Regions from separate parts of the Mus musculus genome. Here region 1 is linked to region 2. The links are chromatin loops, found by intact Hi-C in ENCODE. Cell type or tissue: heart. All regions are shown on one strand. Links, peaks and the distances in the headings refer to the core of each region. The heading gives the core; the rest is flanking DNA. Region 1 overlaps Gm3331 (a long non-coding RNA gene). Region 2 overlaps Ets1 (E26 avian leukemia oncogene 1, 5' domain).

What was found. A loop is a pair of places that touch in the nucleus more often than their neighbours do. Peaks named below come from ENCODE experiments on the same cell type or tissue, not always from the same donor. Only the 100,000 strongest peaks of a DNase experiment are listed, where the experiment ranks them.
Region 1: a loop joins it to region 2, with 1.9 times the contacts of the local background. A loop is called at or near these places in 4 of 42 quality-filtered maps.

The regions. Positions count from the first base shown.
Region 1 is chr9:32,811,827-32,821,653 of GRCm38, reverse strand. The region is part of intron 2 of Gm3331 (a long non-coding RNA gene); the gene reads right to left. Among named protein-coding and RNA genes, the nearest start is that of Gm3331, 34 kb to the right of the region's middle. In heart, for the core only: a CTCF peak has its summit at 5,076; a DNase peak (open chromatin) is centred at 4,883.
Region 2 is chr9:32,756,151-32,765,977 of GRCm38, reverse strand. It overlaps Ets1 (E26 avian leukemia oncogene 1, 5' domain), which reads right to left. Exons shown (of 10, transcript NM_001372534.1): 10 at 8,158-9,827. Among named protein-coding and RNA genes, the nearest start is that of Gm3331, 22 kb to the left of the region's middle. In heart, for the core only: no CTCF peak of the experiment used is centred there; DNase peaks (open chromatin) are centred at 1,437, 4,447 and 5,127; H3K27ac peaks cover 1,590 bases; H3K27me3 peaks cover 513 bases.

The DNA of each region.
Region 1 (9,827 bases), core at 1,288-9,287, 55 kb before region 2:
CTGTGGGTACAAACACAGGGACCTAAATTGGAATCCCATAACCCATGTAAATATCTGGGTGTGGTCCATTTGCCTCAGCACTGTAACACGAGCACTACAGAGGGCAGACATGTTAGGACTACTGGGGTTTCTGGCCACCAGCCTAACTCCATGGGAAGAGGAATAAGGCAGAACACGGTAGAGTGGGCATGATAGTTGGTTTTAATGTGAATGTGGCACAATTGAGAATCACCTGAGTAGGGAGATGTGCCTGAAAGATGCTCTTGATTGCATTCATTGATGTGGGAGGATCCACCATGAATGTGGATGGCACCTTCTGGTAGAAGTCCAGGTTGAAGAGGGTGTGTCAAAAGAAAGAAGATTCCTCTTTTGCTCAGTCTGCCTTCCCTTTCTGCATAGTTGATTTGCAGTGTTGCTGCTGCTGTTGACAGAACTAACTAACTAACAGCTCCAGGCTTCCATCATTGACCAAGAACAAGCAGCTCTCCAGAAGCCTTCTAGAATTTGGTACCAGATTGGAAATGTCTGCGACTATCAGGTTGTTGCTCTCCAGTATGAGGCAGTCACTGTGGGGTTACCCCATATGCTGTGGCACCCAACCCCAGGGACCAAGCATCTGTGAAGTTCTCAGCATCTCAGGCATGAGGCAACTTGTTACTATTTTAATGTATGATGGATTGATAAATTAAGATAATATATACATTCATCTTCTTGTTTTGTTCTTTTAAGAAACCCTGACCAATACAGCTGAGCATTCAGTGTCTCCCCTGACCGCTGCTCTCCATGCACATGCACAGGAATGGACAACTATATAGTATACTCATATATAAACAAACAGAATCCGTGCATATACACAGAAATATACAAAGTCAAATGGAATTGAGCGTGACAATGAATATTACTCTTCTGATTTCTCCTTTTCCATTGCTCATGCAGCAATTCATTGAATTCTCTCGAATGTCTGACTCTGTGCCATGTTCTCTGTATTTCCCACACACGAAGAATATGGGCTACTGCTTGGGAGACCGCTCATCCAGCCTATTCTTGAGTTAGGGCTCGTGGCTTCTCTGAGATCTCAGAGTGTTCTGTATAAGACCACATGAAAGGACTGTTCCCTGCCCAGTCACAGGAAGTCCTAAGCTGTTACCCTTGACCTCAAGGAGCCTGTCACTGAAGCCTGCACACTGTGTGAGTCAGTCGTTAAGGAGAACGAAGTTTCCAATTCTTGCAATGTAAATGCGAAGAAGAGCATCCTTCTTGTTTTCTCTCTGTGCATGAAGAGATGTTTCTTTCTCTTTGCTTACCTCACTACTCATGAAAACCTATTTTCCCTTCATTTTTATCATATTGTTTTTCTCTCTATCCCTCCTTCCTATACTCACCAAGCATTTACAAGGAAACAATTAGACTATGTAATACATGAGTATCCATGTATATTGTGGGTAGATAAACAGCGCTGGGTTTTTCAAGCACTTATAAGTTTAGACCAATTTTCCACCTTCTTTTCTCCTTTATATTTAATCAAATGGAGGATTCAAGGAACTTTCTTAACGCGTATCCATTGAAATATACCGGTTTCAGAAAGCTAGAGTATTAAAGGGATTGTGGCTCTGAATTAAATACAAGCACCCAAAGAGTTGGCACCATAGATATTGGCATGTCCAATATTTTTAGATTTGGGGGAAAAACATGGGATAAAGATCTGTAATCTTAAGGTGTTGGTCTGTCATTGTCAAAGTTCCCTCAAAATAATAATAAATTGGATTAAATACAATTCCTACAGCAGTCTATGTCCACTAACTCATAAATGTATTCATAGAATCAGCATGTTTTTCCACTTGAAATCCCTCCAGTTTAGGTCTAGACTAGAAGGTAAAATGAAGCCATTGTTTGGAGTTCTAAACCAAGGGGCAGCCCCTCAGAGAGAATAAGATAACCATGGGGAACATATTGCAGAGCCCCAAACCTGCTGCTTCCTGAAAGGATCTCTCAGTCCTGCCAGACCTGCAGATAATCTTAGAGCAGAAGATGGGTGTCTTCATGGGTTCAGTAGCACTCAGAGTGGTGTGAGAAGTATAGCCCATGGTGACAGCAGCAAAGAACAATAATCAAAAAAGTCACAGTAAGTTGTCACAGCCCTCTAGAACCACACCTGTGATCTACAGCACTCAAGTTTATTGCAAGGAAAAACGGGAAAATTAAGAAGATATAACTGGTCTTGTGGCAGTGTTGTGAGAGATGGACATAGGAGAAGAAAAGGGACTGTCAAAGCCATTTCTGCATAATCTTAAAGGATAGAGTGGGCTTTAGAACTGTGCGTAAGGAAGATCAACCCATGCAGAAAGGAACTAAAAAGCCTGCAGTGTCTAAACATTTAAAGCAAATATAAAGGATTCGAGAAGATGAGAGGACCAAGCAAACGTCACTTAACACACCATATTAGCACTTTTTAATTTTATTCAGTGTGCGTTTTTTTAATTACACTATTTTATTGGTTTTCATTCTTTTATTTACTTTTTATGTGTAGAGGTGTTTTGCCTGCATGTATTATTATGTACCACTTGTGTGTCTGGTACTTTCAGAAACCCAAAGAGGTGGTTGGACCCCCTGGTGCCCGAGCTACAGACAGCTGTGAGGTACCATTTGCACGTTAGGAATTGAACCCAGGTCCTCTGCAGAACTATCCACTGCTTGTAACTGATTAGCCATCTCTCCAGCCCCAAAGGTTCGAATTTTTAATAATCTTCCTATATAGAAAACATACAGAATTAGAAATATAAATCTTATTCCTCTTTTTAGGCTGCTAGGATAACGAGATTATACTTTCCATATCTTCAGAACATCAAGGACAGAGCCTGGTTTAGGGAAAGCTAACGGTAAACTCTAGCAACCACGGGTCTCAGCAATTAGAAGATAATAAAAACAGAGAGTCTAGCCTTTACAGCTAGTTGAAGAGGCAGAGGGAAAAACAGATGAGGGGCTGGAGAGATGGCTCAGTAGTTAAGAATGCTTCTGTGTGAGAACCATCGTGGGTCACCAGGACCCACATAAAAGCCAGTTGTACATGTCCATCTCTCTGTAATTCCAGCCTTGGAAAGTTGAGACAGGAACCCTGGAGCAGGCTGGTTAAAGAGACTAGTCATACTGAAGAACTCTGTGGAGACTCTGCCTCAATGAATAATATGCAAAAGCTATCAAGCATGATTCTAGAAATCAGCCTTGTGGTCTACGAATGCATATAAACACTCAGACATATGGAAGCCTCTATGCACACACTGAATACCACACATGCACATTACATGCACACACACATACAGAGAGGGGGGAGTTCAGTGTCATTAATAAAATGATAGCATTATTCACTGGATACTTGGAAGCATGGAGGGGCACTAAATATTTATGCTCAATAAATAGTTGTGGTCTAAGTGTGTGGGATTGTTTGGGGATCTAAAACTGGCATGAGACACACAAATAAGGAGTGTGATGTTGAAGAGACCACCTAGGATTGCTGCATTTATGAGAGCCTTTGGCCCTGCTGATGTTTAGCTGCATCAATCTAAGCTAGTAAAACTTCTCGCAATGCTTTGTTTTGTTCTGTTTTACAATGTTGGGAATTAAATGACCATACTTTCTAAGTTTAAATGCTGAAGAACTCTAACTTGAAACTGAGCGCTTAGTTCTTCCTCCATTCAGTTCATGTCCCACTGTGTGTCCTGGAGCGTAGGGAGGGTCCTATAAAATTCTCAGGCCTGGATCCTCTTTCACAAAACAGAAGGCTGGGCCACACTGGGACCTCAGACTGTCACCTGAAGTAGCCTCCCCATACTCTAGTTGTACAGAGACTCTGCCCTCCTGGTGGGGCTCAAAGAGCTTTCTTAGACAGCTAAGCTGCATTCCCCATTCCTCCTGTTTTGTAAGAGAAAGCGACTTCTGTGCTGTGTCTCCTGTTATCTGGTCCGTTTTAAAAATGAGTCTAGAATAGCCAAAACCTCCCTCCAGGGGAAGCCCTCATGCACTATTTTAATTGTGTGATGAATGATGCCCCACTGAACTGCCCTCATAAATCAACTGACAGTGCTTCATACTTCAGGGTAGAATACAAATTCAGAGACAGGGTGAGCATCACCTTAAAGAACAGAAAGGGGGAAGGGAGGATCAGAACGAATGGTGAGAAAAAGATGCTTGAGATTCGAACTGGCTGGGAGAGAGGGGGAGAGAGAGAGACAGAAAGACAGAGACAAAGGGGGAGAGAGACAGAGAGAGAGACAAAGACAGGGAGACAGAGACATAGAGACAGAGACAGACAGAGACAGAGGGACAGAGAGACAGAGAGAGACAGAGACATAGAAACTTCTCTTTCTCAGAGCCTGGTTATTGTTGGCAAGCCTAGATGTTCCTCTGGGAGGACCTCCCATGATGTCCAACCAGAAAAAAAGTTAAAAAGATGAGAGCATGCTGGTGTTTTCTTTTTAATTAGGGTTATTTATAGGGTTGAGAATGCTGTGTTTGTGTGTGTGCCTTCTCCTTCCCAGTGGTCACTGTCAGCTCTTTTTGTCTCCTCCTCACAGAAACAGAAACACAACCTCATAACTTCTGGTGAGAGCATCCCCAGGAAAGTCAGCAGCTCCTGCTGAGTCAGGTGGACATTGAGCTGAGTCTTAAGAAGCAAGATCCTGGGACCGTGCCCACCCCTTATGACTCAGGCGAGAATGAATAGCTGACCTCTCTTGGATGCCCCTGAGAAGGAAGTCTCTGGAGTCGGTCTAGACTGCGATCCGGGAATCTCAAGAGACGGGGCAAAGCCTACAAATGAGTCTCCCAGAAAAGCAGCAGAGTCTGGGAACCAACGGAAACACCTGTGCGCAAAACTACCCACAGCTGTCCCCTCTCGGGTCCTCCAGATTTGGAGGAAGGAAGGAGGAAGCCCTGGGGAGCTGCAGTTGACTACAGGGAGCTTAGAAGCCCAGGCTGTGTCCCAGCTCTGTTGTAGGGAAGGTCTAGTCAAGTTTCTTTTTTTCCCTCTGGAAGTCGGTCTCTTTAGCTGTAAGATGAAGTAGCATGAACCCATGACCACCAGGAGAACTCAGCGTTCTGTGACTTGAGGAGTTCTGTAAAGAGGACACTGGCTCCGCTGCTATTTCTTCCCAGCATCCTCAGGCAAGGGTTGCATTTCTCAGAAGCCCTTGGTGCAGCAGTCTCTGGAGTGGTCAAGCTTCTAAGCACAGAGAGAAAGGAAGCAATGGTGCAATGTGATTCTGCTCTGCTTACAGAAACACCAAGCAGGAGGACCCTGTAGAAAAGTATATGCTCTGGCGCATGCGCCCTGAAAGACCTCTGCCCATTAGCACGCAAGTAATGTTTTCTCTTGCCTCAAAGAATAAGAAAAGTGAAAGAACACACACACTCTCTCACACAAATTGCCACAGTAATTGGCTGATTTTAAGGGTATGATAGACAAGTTTTGATGTAGAATGGCTTCTTCCAAATGGTTTGGTTGTTGGTCACTCCCCGGTCTCTGGTAAAATATTTTGCCACCAAACTATTAGCATAAAAATCATAAAGAAAGGAATGATACCCCACATGCAAGATTCTCAGGGTTTAAATGTTCTAATAGCTCCTCTTCCATACCACAGTCTCAATCATCTGTCCATTTAACAGCCTCTATATGTCGCATGGGCAGTGGTGGTAAGGTAAAACAATGGCAGATGGTCAGAGATGAAAGTATCTTCAGAAATTCTGGAAAGGTGGAAAAGAAGGAGGGATAAGGGAACGTTCCACAGGGAAAAAAATGCCCCACTTGGAATAGATTGGCCAAGTAATCTTGTGCCCAGTGGAGAACCTCACACCAAGTGACCCTTGTCAGCAGTCCTTGCTTCCTTTGCAGCTCTCACCAGGTGTCTCTTTTGTGGTTCTCCCAGTACCTCTGAGCCAGCACACCCTCCATCCTGTTTCTGAGCAATAACGTTATAAAGCAGACCGCATATGTAGTGTGCATACTGATCTCACTGCTGTGCCAACTACAGGCAGAATGTCACTGTGCTTCCTTCGAGCTTTTCAGAAGAGGATGTAACAGTGGCGGACCAAGCGACCAGCAGTTGAGTGTTCTGGTGTAATAAATGAGACTGAGAAGAAGTTGAAGAAGGCTAAGAAGAAGCTTAGTGTCCTCATGTGAGCTATATATACATCCTTATGTGAGGTAAGGATAACCCCCTGGATTCCCCATGTTATTCTCTGGAATTTGGTCCATGTCCGCCTGCTTGCTTCAGGATCCTGCTAACTTGGTTGTGGTTCCCATATGCTGAGAAAGCCATTCTGGAAAAGAGAAGTTGTTATCCATTCCCCAGTTTGTGCAATCATCAATTTGCAAAACCAAAGCCCATCCTCCCCTGCCAGATTTTGTCTGACCCCAAACAATTAAGCGACCCACACTGGTCATTTGCATGGCATTTTGGATCCCCCAAAGAAATTGAAAATAAAGTCCCTCATCTTTGAAAGATTAGCTCAAATAAGCTCACAGTAACTTTTCAGTCCTTTTCAGTCCATAGAATGCTTATCAATCCTAGGCAAGGACATTAATGATATATCTGATAAGAAATTATACAAAGGAATTCAGTACTAAAACTCTGGAATTTGACCCAAATTTGAACACCAGACAGCCTGATTTCATCTAAGTCCATGGTTTTCTGATTCACTTTCAGTTAGCCTGATATGGGGGGGTTTTGTTTGTTTGTTTGTTTTTTGTTTTTTTGTTTTTGTTTTTGTTTTTGTTTTTGCTATTGTTGTTTAGAGCAATGGATGAAAGAGAGTAGCTTTATTCCATAAAACAAAGAAAGTCACGGCCCATATACATTTAGAGACCGCTATCCTAGGAGTCATGTAACCATGGACCCTTGCACACAACACTAATATTCCAAACATAGATCTAGCAGACATAGGTACAGGGACCAGATGTCTCCTTTGCCTTTCGTCATCTATGAAGAGAATCAGAGTATGCCCTGAGACATTTCATCCCTAATACCCCTGTTTATATTATCTACAGTTTTGAGTTCATGGAAGCTGAGTGTTCCATTCACATTTCTCTATTTCTTACACAGACTTCTAGTAACATACATTCTTCCTTTCTTCCCTTTGCTCAAAACTTCCTATATTTCTAAATCAGCAGCTGTCCACATCTGGCATAACCAAGAGTTTTTTCAATTTGTTACTTCCTAGTTTTCTAGAAGATGGCAGATTCTACCAATTCCAACAATTTCCCTAATTTTTTCTTTGTTTTAGAAAATATTGACAAGGGACTGCAGAAGGTGAGCGAACAGACTGCAGAATCGACACAGCTTTTGGGACAGGCCCTGTTTTGGGCTGCAGACATCCGGGCATCTACCCCGCTAGAGGAGAGGTGGCCACCTGGGCAGACTCTGATCTCCAGGGCAGGTGAGGGAGCCATCTTGTCTCCCAGGTCCCTCTAATACAAATCTGTGCAGGTGAGTGTGCAGACTGATGCAGCAACACATCTTCTGGGACAGGCCCTGTTTCAGGGCTTCATCTTCAGCCAGGAGGCAGGTCTGAACTCCAGACCTCTGTGCACCTTCCCTGCAAGAGGAGAGGTTGCCTAAAGAGAGTACTCTGACCACTGAGACTCAGAAGAGAGCTGGACTCCCAGGACTGCTGACAGAGGCTAACAGAATTGCAGGTGGAACAGACTTCAGCCAGAGACAACTATAACAACGAACATCGGAGATTATCAGATGGCAAAAGGCAAACGTAAGAATCTTGCCAAATGAAACTAAGACCACTCACCATCATCAGAACACAGCACTCCCACCTCAGCCAGTCCTGGATACCCCAACACACCCGAAAAGCAAGATTCAGATTCAAAATCATATCTCATGATGCTGGTAGAGGACCTTAAGAAGGGCATTAATAACTCACTTAAAGAAATTCAGGAGAACACTGCTAAACAGGAAGAAGTCCTTAAAGGATCACAGGAAAACACTGCTAAACAGTTAGAAGTCCTTAAAGAGGAACCACAAAAATCCCTTAAAGAATTACAGGAAAATACAATCAAACAGGTGATTGAATTTAACAAAACAATCTAAGACCTAAAAAGGGAAGTAGAAACAATAAAGAAAACCCAAAGTGAGACAACTCTGGAGATAGAAACCCTAGAAAGAAATCAGGAACCATAGATGCGAGCATCAGCAACAGAATACAAGAGATGGAAGAGAGAATCTCAGATGCAGAAAATTCCATAGAGAACATGGGCACAACAATCAAAGAAAATGCAAAATGCAAAAAGGTCCTAACTCAAAACATCAAGGAAATCCAGGACACAATGAGAAGACCAAATCTAGAGATAATAGGAGTAGATGTGAATGAAGATTTTCACCTTAAAGGGCCAGCAAATATCTTCAAAAAATTATAGAAGAAAACTTCCCAAACCTAAAGAAAGAGATGCCCATGAACATACAAGAAGCCTACAGAACTCCAAATAGACTGGACCAGAAAAGAAATACCTCCCAACACATAATAATCAGAACAAAAAAATTGCACTAAATAAAGATAGAATATTAAAAGCAGTAAGGGGAAAAGGTCAAGTAGCATATAAAGGCAGGCCTGTTAGAATTACACCAGACTTCTCACCAGAGACTATGAAAGCCAGAAGATTCTGGACAGATGTTATACAGACCCTAAGAGGACACAAATGCCATCCCAGGCTACTATACCCAGCAAAACTCTCAATTACCATAGATGGAGAAACCAAAGTATTCCATGACAAAACCAAATTCACAGAATATTTTTCCACAAATCCAGTCCTTCAAAGGATAATAATGGGAAAACACCAACACAAAGATGGAAACTATACCCTAGAAAAAACAAGAAAGTAATCCTTCAACAAACCTAAAAGAAGACAGCCTCAAAAGAACAGAATCCCAACTTTAACAACAAAAATAATAGGAAGCAACAATTACTTTTCTTTAATTTCTCTCAACATCAATGGACTCAGTTCCCCCAATGAAAAGACCTCGACTAATAGACTGGCTATACAAATAGGACCGAACATTTTGCTGCTTACAGGAAACCCACCTTAGGGAAAAAGACAAACACTACCTCTGAGTGAAAGGCTGGAAAACAATTTTCCAAGCAAATGGTCCAAAGAAACAAGCTGGAGTAGCCATTCTAATATTGAATAAAATTGACTTCCAACCCAAATATATGAAAAAAGACAAGGAGGGGCACTTCATACTCATCAAAGGTAAAATCAACCAAGATGAACTCTCAATTCTGAATATCTATGCTCCAAATGCAAGAGCAGCCACATCCATTAAAGAAACTTTAGTAAAGCTCAAAGCACACATTGCACCTCACACAATAATAGTGGGAGACTTCAACACCCCAACCTCACCAATGGACAGGTCCTGGAAACAGAAACTAAACAGAGACACATGGACACTAACAGAAGTTATGAAACAAATGGATTTAATAGATATCTACAGAACATTTTATCCTAGAACAAAAGGATATACCTTCTCAGCACCACATGGTACCTCCTCCAAAACTGATCATATAATCGGTCACAAAACAGGCCTCAACAGATACAAAAATATTGAAATTATCCCATGCATCCTATCAGATCACCACAGACTAAGGCTGATCTTCAATAACAGCATAAATAATAGAAAGCCAACATTCACATGGAAACTGAACAACACTCTACTCAACGATACCTTGGTCAAGGAAGAAATAAGAAAGAAATTAAAGACTTTTTAGAGTTTAATGAAAATGAAGCCACAATATACCCAAACTTATGGGACACAATGAAAGCAATCCTA
Region 2 (9,827 bases), core at 710-8,709:
AGGAGGTGTGGTCTTGTTGGAAGAAATGTGTCACTGGTGGTAGGCAGTTCCAAATGCTCAAGCCAGTCCCAGTGTCTTGCTCTCCCTGGTGCCTTCAGATTCAGGTAGAGAGCTTGTTGCTACTTCTCTAGTACCATGTGTGCATGTAAGCCACCATGCTTCCCATTGTTATGACAGCAGATTATATCTCTGAAACTATAAGCCAGCCTCAATTAAACTATTTCCTTTATAAGAGTTGCCATGGTCATAGATGTTCTTCCCAGCAATAAAACACTGACTACACCAGGTATGAATCACATATAGGAAAGTTCTGGTACTTAGGGTTTTGTCTAAATCTTATCAATGTAATTAAGTCATTGTCAATTTTACTTTCAGTACATTGACGACAATTTGTTTCAGGGGCAGAAAAGAAGACACTAGAGATTTTCCTCATCTTCTTGTGTCTGAATTGTGCATAGTGTCTGTAATCTGTGCTCTCATTGCTGGAGACACGTAAGCGATGTGCCCATTTCCTGAAGACTATCGGGGTAAAGCTAACTCACCTGGTTTGTAAATCTACTCATTGTGTCTCTAGAAACCTAAGAACATTGCAATAGGCTGAACAGAGAAACAAGAGCACCAGCATAGGCCCCCCAGCCCCCACACTCATGATTCCCTCTTTCCCTCAGGATACTTTGTATATATGCAAATGATCCAGACAGACAGGCTGAGGGAGAAGTGATGTGTATTTTCAGTATGAGTCAAGAAAGGGCCTTTTCTAGTGTTACATTAAACATGAATTCACATAGATGTTTTACTGGTTTCCTCCATGATGGCTGGATTGAACACCTCCTCCTTTGGTGACCCTGACCTACAGGATAGGTGTGTTATTCCAGAGAGAGACCCTACTCGGACACAGGGCACCATGGGCAAGACTTGGAGTGACAGAGGGAAAGAGATGAGAACAGAAAGGCACACCCTCAAGAGGACCACGGTGTGATCTGAGTTCTGGACGAGAAGCAAGACTTGAAGGATCCAGACCACACTATGCAGAGACTGGGTGGTCCCCATGCAGAGATGACAGATCTCCAGCTTGGGTCTTGGGGCTTCAATCCTTTTGAGCCCAGGTCTTTCTGAAACCATCCTTCTAGATTCTTGTGTACCAGGATAAATGAAAACACTCCTTGGAGCATAATGAGCCCTTAAAGTTTGTTTTCCAAGATGTAAAAGAAAAGCATTTCAGCCCTTCCGCAGATAAAAATAACTCGCCATTGATTTTGAAATCCCTTTCATTTGTCTCCCACAGCCCAGTGCCATACAATGGCACTTTGTGTATAAGCCTTCGCAGTGGGCCAGCTACCCCGTTCCCTCTGCCTGCCAACAGCAGGAGGCCAGCAGAGGCCTTGGAGCCCTGTGCCATAGTGGGAGAAGACTTTGGGCTGCCCAACGTTGCTGTTGGACTTCATTCAGAAGGCCTGGCTGGGCGGGAGGAGCCTAGGGAAGAAAACAAACAGAGCCAGCAGTAGTGGAAAGTGCTGAGTCCCAGAGTTGGCAGGCACACACTGGGAGCTGCTCTGCCCACCTGCAGCTGCGGTGACCCGCCGATGGCCTGGGTGCCTGTGGCCATACCCAAGGCCTGTTCAGAGAAGTCAGACCCTCTTCTTCCACAAAAAGGCATTCTAGAGTCCACATCCTGTAAGTCTGGGGAAAACATGGCTCTCTAAAGGGAGAAAGGGCTTCTTAAGCATGCCTTCTTATACATTAACTCTCTTCCTTGTAGGTCTACATCCAGCTGGCAACCACCATATCACCCCGGTGAGGTCTTTATCATTATTCCTATCTCATAGATGAAGAAAGAGGGGTACAGAGAATGTAAACAGCGTGTCTGCTCACACAGCTCACAAAAGACATGGCCTGGACTTAAAACCAAGTGGTGCATCCTCAGAGTGCTGACCCTTCAATGCAATGTCTTCTTGCTTTCATTTCTCAATTTGCTTCTCTAAAATTGCAAGATGCAAGACACTAGGAGAAAAAAGGCAAGATGGAGAATAAACAGAATAGATGGGACAGAAAGGAGAAATCGCCAGGGACTAGAATAGTACAGAGTCTTTAAAAGCAGTAGGCTATTAGCTCAGAAGGTGCACTGCGAGGCTATGTACAGAGATGGAGGATCCTTTTGGAGGGAAGATACAACAGACTCCTGCTCTTCCTTATGCCCCAAGAGGGATTCTGGGAATGTGCTCGGGTTCACTTGCCAAACATAGCTGGGCAGCTCTCTGTATGGCTGGAGGAGCAGAAACTGAAGCTGAGAGAGGAATATCAGCCTTCTCCTATTCTTCCAATTACAGCCTGGGTAGAGGAGGCACCAGGGCTGGTGAGGGTTTATAGTGCCCTTATGGTGAGAAGAAACAGTCCATTCTGGATTGATTCTTTATTGGGTACACTTAAAGATTCAAGTTTTTAACCTTTGTTAGACTGACAGCGTGATTTTTAAGCCAGTCAAGCAATGTGACTGAAATTGCCTTAACTCTTAGGATGTGATGATAAGACTGGACCTTACCTCTACTGTTCTTTACAGATCTAAAATCCTTATCCTGATGATACTGGTACCCAAGGAGAAGGATGATACTGGTGTCTTTAAGTAGAGTCCACCTTGCAGGGATAGAGTCCTACCTTGGTGCCCATCACCAGGGCATGCATCCCACAACCTCAGTGGCTTTCTGGTTGTGCCCACCTCTCTTCAGATGAGCTAACTCGGGTTCCAACTCCTCTCCTTCCTCCAACCTGTCCCCTCTGATCTGCCATGTAGAGACAGGGTGACCTTTCTAAGCACAACGCAGGAGCTGTGGCTAAGTCAGTAGGAAGAGTGCCAAGACTCTACCTTGTGCTTCACAGGGCCCACCATACAGGGTCACCTCCCGCCCATCTCTTGTGACCCCACCCCAGCCTCTGCTTCTGCAGCTTCTGCTCTGTCCTTCTGAGTTATGGTTTCTCTCGCAGGTTGCACGTTTTCTCTGTACCTCAACCTCTCCCATTCCCACCTGGCTGGCTTCATCCTCACCCATTCAGACCACAGACCTCTTCAGGTTCTTGTTCTTGGTATCAAGCCAGTGTCAATCTCACTGGAGAGGGATTCTCATCCATTCCTTAGGTGACCTCAGCATTTAGCAGGGTATTGAATCCATCACAGCTAATACAAATAATAATGAGGACTAACAGCGAATCCTCTAGAAATGAGCTTAAGCCGGGTGCATTACCTGGAAATTGGATGAGAATAATCCAAGTAGAGAAGAAGAATGTGGGAGGACTTGGAGTAAAATAGGATTCGCATTCTTGTACCAGTTCTGTCACCAATGGATGATAGTTGGAGGACACAAGTCATGTACCCTCCACTGCCCTGTGAAATCATGACTGCCTAGCTGAAGGGATTGTATAATGTCAACTTAAGGTGATTTGGATTCTAAAACTGTAGAATCAGACTTCTGACATTTTGACTCTTGGCTATCACTCTTCTAGGAGTGTCTAACCTACTGTCCACAGTCCAAATGTACTATACAATAACTATGAAGGTGTCCCATTCCAAAAATTATAAGTTTAAAACATTGTAAGATTGGGGGTGATTATTTTGTAATTTGATTTTTGTTTGTTTGGTTTCTTTATAACAGGATTGACCATGACATTTGTAGACAAAATGGTTGTGATGAAATTGTAGATTGGACACCCCTGAAACACTGTTGTGTTTCCCAAAGAGACCTTTCAACTCAATATAGAGGAGAAAGGAGCTGCCAGCAAGACCCAGACAGAATGATTTGAGGAAACTGGAATGCTCCCAGATTCCCTCAGTTATGTGTTCCCCCTTGTTTTTAATTCTTGTCTTTGTTGTCTGGGCTTCAGGATTTGGATCATCACATACAGCAGCAGAGGGAAGACTCTTTGGAATCTGTAGTCAGAGTTCTGATGTGGAATTTCAAGTAGGCTAAACACACAGGTTCCTAAAGCAATGAACATGTGCTGCCAGTATCATGCCGGTGGCACACTCGAACCCTCCTCCAGGGCTCTGTGATGGGGCATAAAAGGGGCTTTAAATTCCTTGGGCACCAGGGCACGGATATACTTTACTGTTCTGAAAACTTGGCTTTGGAGAAAGCAGATACATGCACACATATCTGCCACTCCAAACACCCGTCATTGTCTATCATCTTATCTACTTAAGATGCAAATAATACTCATATACAAAATACATACAGATGTGTGTATATGTCTCCAATTAAAGGACCACATTTCTTTGTGTATTGCGACTTTGTGAATCTTCTATTGACAGGGAAGTCAGAAATTATGGAACAAGACTGACCTAAAATGTAGCTTGGAAGAGAGACAGGCTCTCAATTGTTAGGGATGGGGTTGGGGTTGGGCTGTGTTGTTTCCTTCCTTCCTTCCTCCCTTTCTTCACATCGTTGGGACCTTGTGTACAGTAGATAAGTGCTCACTCATCACTGAGCAACACCCCCATCTCTGAATTAGGTCTTGAACTTTCTGTCTCAGAGATCTGTGAGGCCAGCTACCATTTCTTATGAACAGTGCACAAAATTCCCAAAGTACATAGAAAGTCCCTATTGCCATCTCTCTTCCATAGTTTGGAGGAGTCTTGAGTTGACAAAGCAATCTCAGACCAAGCTACTAATTGTTACCACTGGTGGTCTGGCCGTCTGAAGACCGGTGTCAGTTTTTCAAGTGTCAATGCTCTCTTGTTATTTGCAGGTACACCTTGGGAACGGATCTCAAAGAATAAGCTGTAGTTTCACATTTGCCTACACAAATGTTACAATTGCCTGCTATAGAATAGCTCAGGTGCAATGGCTTCAACTGATAGTGTGTCAAGCAGACAACATAGAGAAGACACTGGCCATCTCTGACCTTAGTAATTACCACAAGTGGCTGCTGAAAGTTTCCTAGACTCTTTATGTCTTATCACAGGGAGTGACCAGAGTCAACTCAACATCAAAGTTCCCTGTGCAGTGCTGTGGCTAGGCGTATCAGAGCCTGAGTGACAGAGAGGAGAGATTAGACAGGTCTGTAAACTCCCTGCAGGCTTTGGGAATTGGGAGCGTGTCACAAGACCTGGCCATTGTAGATTTCCTCTTGTTGCTGTGGGCAGATGTTCATTGCTATCGTTATTTTGGACGTCAGCACATAGAGATATGCCAGGCCATTGAAGAGTGGCTTTCCCAGGACAGACATATTTGTCAGGAAAATGGAAACATAGGAGGGGGCTGGGACATAAAGTAAAACAGGAAATGGCATTGGCCCAAAGGCAGAGGACAGGTCCACTTTATCCCCTGAGTTCTAAGCTCTCAACGTATGGGTGTGACCCAAATTTATCCTTGGGATTTTTCTCCAGTGCATCAACGCCTGCTATAATTAGACCCCTGGAATGATTGCCTTATTACAACAGGTACCATAGAATGGTTTTGGTCTTGTTTTTCATTGCTTTTAGGACCAGGTGGGGTTTTATAGCATGGAGGGATCCCTTTGGGTGGTTTGCAGCTAACAGTAAATTCAGCCAATATGGGATAGGTACCAAGTGGCTAGGGTTGGTCCTAGAGGCAGCTCCCAGGTGCGTCAGAAGGATCCTCCCAATCTGAGACAGAGAAGAGCCTCTGTAGAAGCAGACCACATTACCAACCACCTCCAGCGCGAACTCTACCAAAAAGGAGAGGTCACAGAGGATTTTGACAGTTGAAAAGCATCCTTGCTTAAAAGGAGACTTTGTTCCCTTTCCATGTTTAGAGGATGAAGTGTACCTCTTAGTACCAGGATTATGGATCCCACAGAGGGTGAGCCACCACCCTGTGTCCTCAAAGGAAGTCTTTCAAGTCCTAGGGCAAGCACATGGAAGAAACAAGGGGTTACAAGTCAGATGGCTCTCTGGCGAGCCCGGTGACCTTTTGTACTCCCTTCCACTAGCGTTTCTTGACTCCAATAAGCTTCATGTTAAATAAACATGAACTAAGGAGAGATATATGTAAGAGCTGCAGACTCACATTCTACAGGGAACAGGCAAACATGTAAATGAATGAATGGGGCTGGCCCACTGGGGATGAAATAGAGTCTTATTCATCCAGGAGAGAGCTTATTCAGTGTCATGGCATATGTCAGGAGGTTACTCATTTGGGCCATGTAAGTGGGTTCCATACTCTGAAGGACAATCGAATCATCTCAGAGAAGGAATGTTGTTTTGTTACCACTATCTTCCATGGTCTCTCCCTCATTTCCCCCCAAACACAGACCACAATCTCTCTTTAGGTTAAAAGAATTACAGTCCACTATGTTGAAAAGCTTTGTCATGGTGTGGATATGATTTGAACCTAACATCCCAGTGTGCTGGTGCAGCCTCTTGGAGATAGATGGAGGCTGGTGGAAAGTGGTTAGGACAGGACATGACCTCAAAGGGGATTCATGCTGGTTTTGAAAACGGCTTAGTTCTCTTGAGAGTTATTATAAAAATACCAAGCCTGACCCCTAATCGCTGTGGCTCCCTATCTCATCAGGGAAGGTCTCTGTCTACACCCACCCAACACCATGCCCCCACCATCAGGTCCTCAACAGAGGTCATATACATAGGGCCACTAAGTTTGGACTTTGGGCTCCAAAACTCTGTGCCAAAGAAAATGCTTTTCTCTGCTACTTACCTCAGTTATGTTCTGATAGCTACAGAAAACTGATCCGCACGTATCCGCTTATCAGCTCAGAGATGGAAGCATGGTCAGAAGTTTGGGGAATTGGATATAATTTCATGGCTACAAGGATTCAAACCACTTGGCACATCTTACTTGTTACCTTCTGAAAGCATGTGAAGTCTGTGCATGCCCACCTTCTCTTAAGTGACTCCTGTCAATAGTAGCTCTTACCTTACCCCACCCATCCTTCTCAACTCCTGCAATGGTTGCTATATTACTGCCTTTCCCTCCACAATGGCTTCCATACAGTGGCTTATTGGTGTCATTAAGAGAGCACCAAAGCCCAACTGCCTGAAAATAACCCACTGGATCTGTGGCTTCTGGATGCAGAGAGAAGGGACTAAGCTGACTTCACTCACATGTGCCTTGTGCTGTTTACTGTGGTCTCCGTGTAGTCAGATATCCTGAGAGATAACGTCAACTTGGATCAGTTTTTGTCCAAAGCTTTGACTGAAGCTGCAACCCATTTGAATAGTTTATGCAGGGTTAGAGGATCTCAGATGTGGCTTCTGGTTGGCTTGGGAGTAGGGGCTTTGCCCAGGTTTGCAGCTGAGAAGGACAAAATCTGAGGACCTCACCTCGACAACAAAAAAAATCTGTCCAGGAGTAGTGGTGGCTTTACCAGATACCCAAGACCAAAGCCACTCTCCTGGCCAGCTGGGCTCTGACCACTAGACCACACAGTCCGTGTTTAAAGTGTGCTCAGCAAACCTCAAGTTCCAGGGCTGAAGAAACAGATTTTCCAAAAACACAGTTCTCTTTGTGAACAATTCAGCAAAAATTCTCTTTCCAGCTGTGAGTTGGGATTCATGTTGCAAATGTTGGTGTTAATTAAAAACATCCACCTTCTACAGTTTCAACTAGAAAAAAAAAACCCGCATACAGAATGCAGCCCTAAGCATTCCTGTCCCAAAACACTTGGAAGTATGTATTCTATTCATGACATAGGCTGGAGTGGTTCTAACAGATAGTATCCTTCTTCGTGCCTAGCCCCAGTGGAAAAGTTGAGGCCAAAGAGATGGATGTGATGAGTTCTAACTGCCAAAGAGCACAGCTTTCTTCAGAAGAAACCAAACATCATGGTCTGTCTATATGAACATCAGGAACTGGACCTAGCTGGACTCCATCAGTGACTACCCGTTGAGTCGTCAGTTTTTTTCTTCACATGGTTCTTGGTCCTTCAGACATGAACAGTGATGTTTGACAAGGAAGGTGGGGGCAACAGCACAGGTGGAAACAAACAATGCAGGGAATCACTGGGACAGGAATCCTGTGTCCCTATACCTCTAACCCTTTATTAGGCAACCTTTATCTAGAATGACCCTAAGCCGCAGGATCTGGAGAACTGCCCTGTATTTCTTCTGTGCTTTTCTCTGGTTGATTGATTTCTCCTAATTCTCCCACGACGTAGACAGGAAAGAATCAAGCCAGAGCCACCTCATTATGAATGAATTTCTTTGTTTCTTTAATTTCACACAGTTTAAAATACAATATGAAATCAGCCTACAGTATATAAAAAATTTTCCAGCAAAATGATGTGCCAGCATCAGCTACTTAAATGAAACAAACCAAAAACTCCCCCATAAGAATTTTTTGCATTTGTTTTTAAAAAAAAAACAAAAAACATTTAAGACACTTACATCGCTACATCTCTAAGCTACCTCAGTTCTGATTTTTAAAAAGCACCTGCTTTTCCTTTTTAAATCTTGCTTTTAAATTTTCAGCATTTAAAAAATATAAATTATATGAAAATACAAGTTGGAAAAAGTCAAACACAATATAACATCTTTTTCACCTCAATAATTCTCAGCTTTAAAAAAAAAAGTATCCTTAAAAAAAATTCAATAACTGAGGCAGTATTCCTGATAGAGATAAATTCACTTTAACATATATACTTCATATATGTATTTGTATACATATACTTGTGGTTCCTTGAAACGTCTTTGGAATGTACGTAAGAGTTCAACAGGTTTATATAGACCCCAACAGAGAAGGCCGCATGCACAGCATGGCTAGGAGAGAGAAGGTGTGATTTCACCATGAAGGTTAATGCTTTAAAACCCAGAGTGCTGGTCTCCAAAGTGAGGAAGAGCATCTCTGATCCTGAATGCTTACAAGGTCTCCATGGCCACACCATCAGAGCTCTCCGCAGGGAGCATCCTTAGCCCCGCCTCTGAGCCCAAAGCCAGCCACACAGGTTAAAGCATTTCTCTGGGAAAATGATGGAGTCGCCCAGCTAGGTCAGATCTGTTCATCCTTCCTGTGAAGTGAACGTGTTTTAAAAGAGCATCAATGCAGCAATGCTGCTACATTTCCAGTGTATAAACCACCCGCCACTCTTCCTGGGATGGTCTCTGGCCTTCGGAGGAGATGGGGGAAAGCATCTGGCCAGATGGACAACAAAGCTGTCTGACTAATATACTATCTACAAATCCTGAAAAGTGGTGGACCTAGGGAGAAAGGGCATCAAGGCAGGCAAGTCAGCACGCTGAGGAGTGTGGGAGACACTTTCTTATGTCTTCTCTGCTAGGGGACTGCAGGTGGTAGGCTCTCAGGAGGGGCATTCCCAGCAGGAACCCAATATGGAGAAGGGTGAAGACTTGGGGAAGTGATTTTTTTAAGCCCTGTTGCAAAGAGCAAACAACAATACCAGCCCCGGCTGTACTCTTTCATTCACCATTATGGAAATGTGAACAGACTCTAAGTAGAAAATTCAGTACTATTTCAGCTGCAACTTTATACAAATGTACACACACACACACACACACACTCACACTGTCAGTGCCCAACAAAGATCACATAACATAAGAGAAAACAGCATAATCCAAATGATCCCACCTAACACTCCCTGAGCAGCTCCTAAATATTTTGAGAGCTTCATTAAGGCACCTGCATTTGTAAGATCAAAATATATAGCTGGAATGTTTGGCCTTTGCTTCCTTGTGGGGATGCTCCACTCAGTCAGTACAGAACACCCACGGACAAGAGTTATAGTCTTAGTAATTCAGAGTCTTCAAGGGAATGTGGGAGTCAGCCATCAACTCTCCTGGAAGATGATACCAGGGAGCTACAAACCCCGAAGGGTGAGCCTGGAGAGGCCCACCTCAGCCA